Linked DNA regions of Homo sapiens: region 1 is linked to region 2. A link is a contact called in ENCODE Hi-C or POLR2A ChIA-PET data. All regions are on one chromosome and are shown on one strand. Each heading gives the region's core, a stretch centred on a gene start or an enhancer-like site at or near the end of the contact. The rest is flanking DNA. Distances are from core to core; before and after follow the strand shown.

Evidence for each region. A loop is a pair of places that touch in the nucleus more often than their neighbours do. ChIA-PET counts read pairs that join two places held with the same protein, here RNA polymerase II (POLR2A). Pooled maps may share reads with other maps.
Region 1: a loop to region 2 is called in a pooled map, with 4 times the contacts of the local background. The contact joins the enhancer-like site here to the promoter of CIAO2B in region 2. A Hi-C loop is called at or near these places in 2 of 50 pooled maps. POLR2A ChIA-PET finds 5 or more read pairs at or near these places in 2 of 52 experiments (K562 and activated T-cell).

The regions. Positions count from the first base shown.
Region 1 is chr16:71,813,701-71,819,201 of GRCh38, forward strand. LOC124903714 (a long non-coding RNA gene) reads left to right here. Exons shown (of 2, transcript XR_007065110.1): 2 at 4,362-4,658. Among named protein-coding and RNA genes, the nearest start is that of AP1G1, 7.6 kb to the left of the region's middle. RefSeq lists an enhancer at 4,598-4,647. Within about 2 kb of position 3,036, at least 23 of the 41 ENCODE cell types and tissues checked have a DNase peak (open chromatin) inside an H3K27ac peak, as active enhancers do.
Region 2 is chr16:66,931,662-66,937,469 of GRCh38, forward strand. CIAO2B (cytosolic iron-sulfur assembly component 2B) reads right to left here and starts at 2,741. Exons shown (of 5, transcript NM_016062.4): 1 at 2,562-2,741; 2 at 2,326-2,405; 3 at 1,953-2,078; 4 at 1,119-1,164; 5 at 404-639. The coding sequence starts at 2,703. The coding sequence ends at 542. It overlaps CES2 (carboxylesterase 2), which reads left to right and starts at 3,855. Exons shown (of 12, transcript NM_001365405.1): 1 at 3,855-4,050. The coding sequence starts at 3,975. RefSeq lists enhancers at 2,347-2,396, 2,427-2,626, 3,465-4,077.

The DNA of each region.
Region 1 (5,501 bases), core at 1,786-4,285, 4.9 Mb after region 2:
GTGAGCAGAGATTGCACCACTGCACTCCAGCCTGGGGGACAGAGCGAGACTCCGTCTTAAACAAAACAAACAACAACAAAAAAATGGCTTTTTTGGATGATGGGATTACAGATAATTTTTACTTTATTATATTATATTATATTTTGTTTTTGCAACGAGCACACCATTCTTTTAGTTAAAAAGAAAATTCTTATAAGAAAATGCAGTTTTATGGATTTTTGTTTTTATTTTATTTATTTATTATTTTGAGACAGAGTCTTGCTCTGTTGCCCAGGCTGGAGTACAGTGGCGTGATCTCAGCTCACTGCAACCTCTGCCTGCCAGGTTCAAGAGATTGTCATGCCTCAGCCTCTCGAGTAGCTGGGATTACAGGTGCCTGCCACCACACTCAGCTAATTTGTGTATTTTTAGTAGAGATGGGGTTTCACCATGTTGGCCAGGCTGGTCTGGAACTCCTGACCTCAGGTGATCTGCCCACCTTCACCTCCTAAAGTGCTGGTATTACCGTGCCTGGCCAATTTTTGTTTTTAAAACAACAATATCCTGAAAGTGTTAAACAAACTTAGTAAGAGATAATAACTAGGAAAAAAATTTTGGTTTTTTTTTTTTTGAGACAAGGTGTTGCTCTGTTGCCCAGGCTGGGGTGCAGTGGCACAATCACAGCTCACTGCAGCCTCGACTTCCCGAGCTCAAGTGATCCTCCCACCTCAGCCGGGACTACAGGTGCATACCACCATACCCAGCTAATTTTTTTTTTTTTTTTGTAGAGACGGGGTTTTGCTATGTTAGCCAAGCTGGTCTGGAATTCTTGGGCTCAAGTGATCCTCCCACCTCACCCTCCCCAAGTGCTGGAATTACAGGCATGAGCCACTGTGCTTGGCCAAAGATTATTATTTTTATGGTTTTGTTTACTACCGAGGACTGCTTCAATTTAACAATGAATAGGCCGGGCACGGTGGCTCACACCTGTAATCCCAACATGATTACTTTGGGAGGCTGAGGCAGGCAGATCACCTGAGGTCAGGAGTTCAAAACCAGCCTTCCCAACATGGCAAAACCCCATCTCTACTAAAAATACAAAAATTAGCCAGGCATGGTGGCGTACACCTGTAATCCCAGCTACTCGGGAGGCTGAGGCAGGAAAATCACTTGAAAATCACAGAAGTCGCAGTTAGCCAAGATCGCGCCACTGCACTCCAGCCTGGGCGATAGAGCAAGACTCCATCTCGAAAATAAATAAGTAAATAATAATAATAACAACAATTTAACAAAGAACAACAACAAAAAATAAAACTGAAGAAACATTGGCTAGCAGACAGACCACTTAGATGCCAGTCTTGGCTAGGTTTAATTCATTTTTTGCCCAGAGCAAGGTGTTAAACATCTCTGAGCCTGTTTACTCAGCTTTCCAATATTTATTTGTCTTGCCTGTTCCAAAATGGATTTAGAGTGGCTTGTTATGCAAAAGGGATCAGCTACATGAAAGCACTTTGAAAAGCCTGAAGCATCATAAGAATGTAAATACTGAAATTTTTGTGCCGCCTCATCATTCAACTAAAGCATTTACTGACTGCCCTTTATAAGTAACAGTAGTACAGTGTGTCTTACATTTACAAAAGTATTTTCAGGCTGGGCGCAGTGGCTCATGCCTGTAATCCCAGCACTTTGGGAGGCCAAGGTGGGTGGATCACTTGAGGTCAGGAGTTCGAGACCAGCCTGGCCAACATGGTGAAACCTTGTCTCTACTAAAAACACAAAAATTAGCCGGGCATGGTGGCACGCACCAGTAATCCCAGCTACTCAGGAGGCTGAGGCAGGAGAATTGCTTGAACCCATGAGACAGAGGTTGCAGTGAGCCAAGATCGCGCCACTGCATTCCATCCTAGGTGACAAAGTGAGATGCTGTCTCAAAAAAAAAAAAATTAATTAGTTGGACATCATGGCATGTGCCTGTAGTCCCAGCTACTCAGAAGGCTAAGGCAGGATTTTTTGACACCAGAAAGGTAAGGCTGCAGTGAGCAATGATTGCACCACTGCACTCCAGTCTGAGTGGCAGAATAGGACTCTGTCTCAAAAAATATATTAAAAAAAGAAAGAGTGAGAGAGAGAGAGAAACAAAAGGAGGAGGGGAGGGGAGGAGAGGCTCAGAGAGATTAAATGATCGGTCACACTTTCATACAGTAGAGGCCAGACTCAAATGTAGTCCTTCCATCTCTGGATTTGTCTTCTAGCCCATATAGTAATCATTCAAACAGGCTACCTGATTATTTCCCCTATGCCACACTGTCCTGGGTGCACCAGAATCTGTAATAGACATAACAAAAGAGACTGCCCCTATCCTTCAGATAATTACAATCTCATTGAGGAAAACGAGATTTTTTAAAAATCCAAAAATATAAAATAAGCCAGTGATATCATTCAGCAGATAAGTCCTAGTTCAGAAAGAGAAGAAAACGGAGAGGTCGCTGAAGTTCTAGTTCAGAAGGAGCAGAAGAAGGAGAGGTTGCTGGGAGCTAGAGCAGTGAAAGATGGCTTTTGGAATACATAGTATCTGGTGGAATCTGGGGTACTAGAGGGGAACTGTCTTGTTTGGGCTTAGGATGCAGTGAGTTTCTTTCTTTCTTTTTTTTTTTTTTTTTTTTTGGAGACAAAAAAAAAAGGGTCTCGCTATGTTGCCCAGGCTGGAGTGCAGTGACACAATCTCGGCTGACTGCAACCTCCACCTCCTGGATTCAAGTGATTCTCCTGCCTCAGCCTCCTGAGTAGCTAGGACTACAGGGGTATGCCACTGCACCCAGCTAATTTTTGTATTTTTAGTAGAGATGGGGTTTCATCATGTTGGCCAGGCTGGTCTCGAACTCCTGACCTCGTGATCCTCCCACCTCAGCCTCCCAAAGTGCTAGGATTACAGACTTGAGCCACCTCATCCGGCACAGTGAGTTTCTTAAATGATTCGGTCAGTATCAGCAGCTGAAGCCCATGTGACCTTTAGAGCAGATGGGGAAAGCTCTCTCTGAAGAAATGCAGTTAGCATCTTTCACAAAGAACCCTTCCTGCCTCTCCACGTGCCAGAGATCTCAGCCGAGAAAGGAGAGTGAAGAGGGGCACAGCCGTGTAAGAAATACAATGACGTGAGTCAAAGAGGCGGCTCCACTGGCCTGTTTTGTTATCCTTTGAGTCACACGAATCTATAAATAAGACTGAAAGACAGAGAGAAATTAGTCTGTCTGCTGTTTCTGTAATGTTTTCACAAAAAGCATTTTCACAATTCTTTTAAAGCACAGTCCCTAATCACGATGTATGCTGGCCTGAGACAAGAGTTTAGGAATTCATCTTTAACTTATGACAAAAGCCAGAAAGGATGTAAAAATTAAAATTCCAACAGCCAACTCCATACACTCTTTGACCTCTTACCAAGAGCATTAGGAATTCTGCTATATGTAGAAGAGTAAAGACCAAAGCCCGGAGGACATTAGCTTCTGCCAACCTTCTTCTTTGTTTCAGAATTTTTTTTTTTTAAAGAGGCAGCCCTAGGCCGGGCGCGGTGGCTCGTGTCTGTAATCCAGCACTTTGGGAAGCCAAGGCAGGTGGATCACCTGAGGTCAGGAGTTCAAGACCAGCCTGGCCCACATGGCGAAACCCTGTCTCTTCTAAAAATACAAAAATTAGCCAGGCGTGGTTGCAGGCACCGGTAATCCCAGCTACTTGGGAGGCTGAGCCAGGATAATCACCTGAAACCGGGAGGTGGAGGTTGCAGTGAGCCGAGACTGTACCACTGCACTCCAGCCTGGGCAATAGAGTGAGACTCCATCTCAAAAAAAAAAAAAAAAAAAAAAAGAGGCAGCCCAAAGTGCCACCTGAGATGCTTTATGTTACAATATTTTCTTTTTCTTAGAGTAGTTTTTCTTGACTTGTAAATTATTCTGTATTATTTTGGCACTTTTGGAGGGAAAAACTTTACCAGGTATGAGACTGCAATCAACTTAAATTCCAAATTGAGGAAATGGTGCCATTCTCCTGTTAGGAATGACAAAATTAAGGTCACTAGAAGAGAATGCACCATCTAGAAACAAAGCAGGATTTCTGACCCATTGTTTTCTACTCAAGTAATTTTATTTCCTTAATATGGACACCATTAAGCCAGGAGCAGTGGCTCATACATGTAGTACCAGCTACTCAGGAGGATGAGGCAGGAAAAACCCTTGAGCCCAGGAGTTTGAGACCAGCTAGGACAGCATAGTGAAACCTCATCTCGAAAATATGTATAAATGTGGGCACCGTCATTTGTCTAGAAAAATCTATAGTAAATTGTTTTGTTTTCCTTTCATTGCAAAGTCTCATACTTGTTCTTCCAAAATCAGTTCTATGAGTTGCTTTAAAATTAGCCTGGGACGTCCAAGAAGTGTTAAGACATCTGCAGTAACTGGGGCAGCCAGTCCCTGGAGGCCAACTCAGGGAACAACAAACTCCTTCGCCAAGCCGTCCACACATGCCAGCTGATGGTCTAGGACCCAAGTATGTGCCAAGAGTGAGGTGTCTTACTTCTAAGGAGAGGCAAGCAGTTTGCTATGCAAGCGGGTCGCTGGCCCTGGACCTAAAGATCTTCTCTCTAACTCCATATTCTTTAAATAAACTTGTCTTTTATGAGGAGTGGAAAATCTTAGAATGAAGCATTCAAAATGAAACTGATTTTTTTTTTTTTTTTTTTTTTTTTTTGAGATGGAGTCTCGCTCTGGCACACAGGCTGGAGTGCAGTGTTGCAATCTCGGCTCACTGCAACCTCTGCCTCCCGGGTTCAAGCTATTCTCCTGTCTCAGCCTCCTGAGTAGCTGGGATTACAGGCGCGTGCCACCACGCCTGGCTAATTTTTTTGTATTTTTAGTAGAGACAGGGTTTCACCATGTTGGTCAGGCTGGTCTCCAACTCCTGTCCTCCTGATCCGCCCGCCATGGCCTCCCAAAATGCTGGGATTACAGGCGTGAGCCACCGCGCCCGGCCCCAAACCGGGTTTTTAAAGAGTCATTGGTTTATAGGTATCACCTTCTCATATGCAAAAGGAGGAATGTAAACTCCCCCGGATATGTAAAAGAGAATTCTGAACCAAAAATTTTGCATAACCAATAATTACATCTAAAAATTAATTTGGCTTTTGGGTATGAGCCTAAAACGAAACTTAAAAATAAAGTATATTGAAAAGAAAAATGGGGCCGGGCGCGGTGGCTCATACCCCTAATCCCAGCACTTTGGGAGGCCAAGGCGGGTGGATCACAAGGTCAGGAGATCAACACCATCCTGGCTAACACGGTGAAACCCCGTCTCCACTAAAAATGCAAAAAAAAAATTAGCCGGGCGTGGTGGCGGGTGCCTGTAGTCCCAGCTACTCGGGAGGCTGAGGCAGGAGAATGGTGTGAACCCGGGAGGCGGAACTTGCAGTGAGCGGAGATCGCGCACCATTGCACTCCAGCCTGGGGTACAGAGGGAGACTCCGTCTCAAAAAAAAA
Region 2 (5,808 bases), core at 1,491-3,990:
AACTATGATGACACATTAGGGAAATCCAGATATGCCTGGGTATTAGATGGTGTTGAGGAACTGTTCATTTTCTGATCAGATAAAAGTATTGTGGCTATACAGGCTTATATTGACTATAGGAGCTGCAGTACTTCAAAGTGAAGAGTCAAGTCTCTGCAGCTTACTTACTGATATTTATATATGCACACATAAATATGGCCAGTGTTGCAATATGTCAACAACTGTTGACTCTACTGGTGGTGGTGAGCATACAGGCACATTCGTACACTACTCTTTCCATTTTGATTTTATTTTACGAAAAGTTGCAAGTACACCACCCTTTAGAGGCACTTACTACCACCATCCCCCCCTCAAACTCCAAATGACTCCACCAAGATGAAAGACACCAAGGCATGCTGGGAACTGAATATAAATTAACTTTATTACAAAAAGCAAAATGTTAGTTTCTCATTGTGAGTGATTCAAGAAAACAACGGTAACAGCCCTGGCAGGAGCTGGGACCAGGATACCAGTATGCAGGCTGAGGGGTCAAAGGCCAGGCTCAGGAGCGGGCTGACAGGCACTGATTCACAACCTCCAAGAGGTGGGTGTTCTCCAGGGCAGCTGCCACCCGCTCCTTATCTGCAAGTTGCTTGTTCACTAGGTGGGAAGAAGGGTGTGGGGAAGGCAGAGTCAAAGCTAGGCTCTGGCCAGAGTGCTAGCCAGCCCTACCTCTGAACCTCTATATAGGATATGTCCCCCGCAGCAACAGAGCCCTCCTGTCACCTCCTTCCCAGGACCCCACATATTGATCAGGCTACTTCAACCACCTGAGCCCACCTAATCTGCCTTCTTAGGATCCCTCCCCCTGGCTGCCTCCTGCGCTGCTGAAGCCTGACACACTCTGGTCCTGTATATTTGGTGAGAGGGGATTTGGGAGAAGAGGACATGGTAAGCAAAGGAGAGTCTTCTCAGGCCAGCTTCGGTCTAGGCTATAACCCATACTGAGGAGTCTCTGGCAATTTCACTCACACAGTTACCCATCTCCAGTCTTGCCCATAGACTCCTGTGCAAGGGGGAAGCCTCAGACTGCTTAGGGGGTGCCCGGGCCAACACCCTCACCACCAGTCCACACTTACCTGCATGCTCTGAGGCATGGGTCCCCGGAGTAATGTGCACGTCCATCTGGGAGGGAGATAACCAGGGCCTGAACACCCACCCACCGACCCACACTTTTCCCTGCAGCCCCCAGACCCTCAGGCACCATCTCCAGCTGATCCTTCCTCCTAATCATGCCTTTGGACTCTGGCCCTTCCGTTACACCCCAAACCCATCCACAGGTATTCCAATTCTTTTTTTTTTTCCAAGACTGAGTCTTGCTCTGTTGCCCAGGCTGGAGTGCAGCAGCGCAATCTCGGCTCACTGCAACCTCTGTCTCCCAGGTTCAATTTGATTCTCCTTCCTCAGCCACCCGTGTAGCTGGGACCACAGGCACACACCACCACGCCCCACTAATTTTTGTATTTTTAGTAGAGATGAGATTTCACCATGTTGGCCAGGCTGGTCTCCAACTCCTAACCTCAGATGATCCACCCGCCTCAGCCTCCCAAAGTGCTGGGATTACAGGCGTGAGCCACCGCGCCCGGCCCTAGCTATTCCAATTCTATCCAAAGAACTGGCCCACTACTGTTGATTTAAAGGCCTGCCTGTGCCCCACCCCTGGTCCAAACCCATCTGCCGCTCCCTACTGCCCTTCCTGCCACACTCTTCAATACTTTTCTCCACTTTCCAGCTCAGATCTTTATTCTTGTCACATCGACTTGGAAAGCTTCCTCCCAGTTTCCTCTCTGCTAATGGGGATCCTTCCAGGCCCCACTCTGATGTCCTATCCATGTTCATGCTCTCCCAGTCCCCATCCTCAGCAGTAGACCCTCAATGCCTGGTCTCACTCCCGGGGCTCAGCTCCAACTGACCTTGAAACGCTGAGGAAGGGAGCGCAGAAGCTTGACCTTGATGGACAGACCAATAAGGGTGGCCATGCTGCAGTGCGGAATGGTTGGTGTGAAAGCCACAGCCACTGTACTCTCGGGGTCGCTAACCTGGTTGTGGAGGAGAGATGTCAAGAGTCAACCACCCTCAGCCCAAGGTCCCTCTTCTTAGTTTGTTGTTTTGGGCAAATCATCCAACTTCTATGGGCCTCAGTTTCAACACCCATAAAATAGGCACAACAATCTCCCTCCCCAAAGATACCCTTCGGTGTTCGTGAGCATAGAGCACGCCAGCTCCTGCTGCACAGAAACCTTTCTGACTCTCTGGAACAACTCGCTCCCCTCGGAAGTGACTCACCTGAACCCGCACCTGCTCTACTACGTTCAACTCCTCTAGCGTCAGTGGATGCTCCGGGTCATTGATGGAGCGAATCAGATGTGGGAAGTGAAGGAAAAGGGACTCTGCGCCCTTGCCCACTTAGAACCCTCTGCCAGGAACGCCCTGCTGGGATGCGGCTCCACCAGCTGCTCGATATCACTGCTCCCCCCACCGCAAGCCCCCGGAACCCGCCCGCGCCCAGCAGCGGCGGATATCGAAGATCTCGCGTGCGTCGATGCTGTCGGGAACCTGCTCGTCCTCCTCGCCTGCCGTCACAGGCCGCTCCCCAGAGCGCTGGTAGATGAGGGGGTTGGCATTCTCCAGGAGGCCGCCGCCGACCCCGCCGCCGCCTACCATCGCGGAACCACCACCGCTGATCCTAGCAGGCGTGCGCTTCCGCTCCAACCCGCGCACTTCCGGAGAACGGGAAGGGGGCGTGGCGTGGCGACGGAGTCGCGCGAGGGACACGCCGCGTTGTGGGTTCTCGGCCTGAGGTGCGAGAGAAGCGGTGACCGCGGCCCTGGCTGCTCGGACCCGGGAACATGATGGTCGCTGGAGCAGAAGGCGCTGAGAAGGGACCACGGCGGCGCTGGGTCGTGCGAGCCAGTAGCGGGCTGAAACGTAGAGGCCAGAACCAGGTCTCAGGGGGCACTAAAGGCGGTCGGAGGTAATCCCCACACCGCTTCCTCCTGGAAGTCAGGCTGGCCGGGAGCTCCCGTATCCAGGACGGTTGGTCGCCTCTGGCCTGGCAGGGATCCTAGTGTCTCGGGACCTCCCGGTGACGCGCCTGCCTCCCCTGCTGCACCATAGGCCCGGGAGTACGGCGTCCCCACAGCTTGGACCGGCAGGGGCTCGTGAAATGTTTGTCAAGTGGATAAATGACCATGGCCGTGGTCTCCGCGGGAGGTGAGGAAACTGAAAGCCACCGAGGAAAAGGGGGGCGCTCCTTAAGAAGTGCCGCGGTCACGTGTACGTTTCAAAAGAATGGCGTGACTGAGTAGGGAGGGGACCGCGGAGACCCTCAGACCCTGGACTGTAAGGAGATGAGGGGCCGTGAAGGGGAACCCAGGAAACTGAGTCCTGAAAGCAAGGAGGAACTTCCAGAATGAAGGGCGCCGACACTCCTTCCTGCCTTTGCTCAAGCGGTTCCTTCACCCCGATCAAGTTCCTTCCCATTTCTCCATCTGGGGGATCCTGAACGTGCACATCCTCAGAGAAGCCCTCCTGGGGTCTCCAATTCTAGTTTATTGCCCCCTCCTATCGATCCCCCAGCGCGCTCATCGGGCCTGTGGACAAGGACAGGTTTGAAGAGAGGATTCCCTGGATCGCGGAAGGGCTGCAGGAATGGCACAGCCCCTTCCGAGGATGCCAAAGGAGCCCGGGCAAAGGAAAGTGGCCGTGCCCGGGCCTGCCTACCACTAGATCCCCACCCACCTATGACTGCTCAGTCCCGCTCTCCTACCACACCCACCTTTCCCGGCCCAAGCCAGCGCACCCCGCTGACTCCCTGCCCAGTCCAAACTCCAAGGCTGGGCAAGGCACTGATCCACTGCTGGACAGACCCGGGGCAGCCTCTGGGTGAACAGCAGCGTGTCCGCCGGCAGCGAACCGAGACCAGCGAGCCGACCATGCGGCTGCACAGACTTCGTGCGCGGCTGAGCGCGGTGGCCTGTGGGCTTCTGCTGCTTCTTGTCCGGGGCCAGGGTGAGGCTCCCTCGGAGGGGCGACAGGGACCGGGCTCAGATCTGCCAAATGCTGCGGAGGCAGAACCTGACAGTGCGGGAGGGCAGGCGCCTGGGAGGTAGGAGCTGGTGGAGATGACAGCGTGGAACTCGTGAGCCCCACGCAACGCCTCCCCGCCGCCCAAGGTGGGCTCCTAGAAGCACAGAAAGGGTCGGGCTGGGGGACACCACGGCAAGGAACCAGCGGAGTACAGGGGCCCCAGGAGCGCCGGGACATGCCAGGCCGGGTAGGCAGCCTGGGGTCGGAGTGGGTGAGGGATTGGGGTGTGGGGATTCAGTCCATTTCCCTCTTATGATTGTGGCTGTAGCGGGTGCTGCCGGCCGGTAATAACAGTAATAGCTTCTGGCAGCATCTGGCTCTCAGTGTGTGGCGTCCTTGGCCAGGGGGGATGCCCTGAGCCCTCCAAAGGGGCCTCAGACAAGGATAGTGGTCCTTGGGGAACAGAAGCCCCCAGGCGCCAAATCCTAAAGCAGATCTAAGAGGCCACAGTGGCTGGGTGCGATTGGCTCACTCCTTTAATCCCACCACTTTAGAAGGCCAAGGGAGAGTATCGCTTGTGCCCAGGAGTTGGAGGCCAGCCTGGACAACATAGTGAGACTCGGAGTGTACAAAAAATTGAAAGAAATTAGTGGGCTGTGGTGGTCTGTGACCTGTAGTCCCAGCTACTTGGGAGGCTGAGGTGGGAGATCACTTTAGTAGGGGAGGTTGAGGCTGCAGTGAGCCTTCATCCCACTACTGCACTCCAGCCTGGGTGAAAAAGCAAAAATCTGTCTCCAGAAACAAGAACCAAAGAGCTCGTGGTGTCCCTCATGCCATTTACCTCATCCTGGGCAAGGGCACAACTTGGCTTCCAGGGCAAAGGTGAAGGCTCTGTGTGCCTGCCAGGCTTCTCCAGGCCCTTATCAGAAGCTGGGGGAGTGTTTCGGCCTTTGGTCCTCTCACCCGAAACTCTCCTAAGTGTATGATCTGTCTCTTCCAACCCTTCCCCAATTTAATTTGCGCAGGTGGAGTCCATACTCCCCCCGCCCCATGGTGCACTGCTGCAGGGCTTCCTCCCGTGCCTGCCCTTGACCACATTCTAGAGTTCACCAGGAGCCCAGCAGGAAGATCTGCCTGGCCTCACAGATGGCTACCTTTTAAAATATTTTGGGCCAGGCACAGTGGCTCACACCTGTTATCCCAGCACTTTGAGAGGCAGAGATGGGAGGATCACTTGAGGCTAGGAGTTAGAGACCAGCTTGGGCAACAAGACTTGTCTCTACCAAAAAAAAAAAAAAAAAAAGTCAAGCATGGTGGCAGACAGCTGTACTCCAAGCTACTCAGGAGGCTGTGGCGGGAGGATCTCAAGCCCAGGAGGTGGAGGCTGCAGTGAGCTGTTATCATATTACTGCATTCCAGCCTGGGCAACAGATGGCGACCTTGTCTGACAAATATATATGTATACAAAATTTTGGGTTGGACCCACATTCAGAAAAAATAATTGACAAGCCATAGGAGGGTACAGGTGATGTGTGCCATCCTCTTTTTACCCAACCAGTCCTGGCTTCTCCTCAGGGGCCATCAAAGTCCCCATGGCCCACACTGGAAACTGCTTGTTGACACCGCAGTACACACAGTGCCCAGCAGTTTACACAAGAATAGATGTGTGCACTTGTCCTTGATTTTCATCTAAACAGTCATAAACTCACCCACTTTCTGGAGCCAGGCTTTTCTACAGCT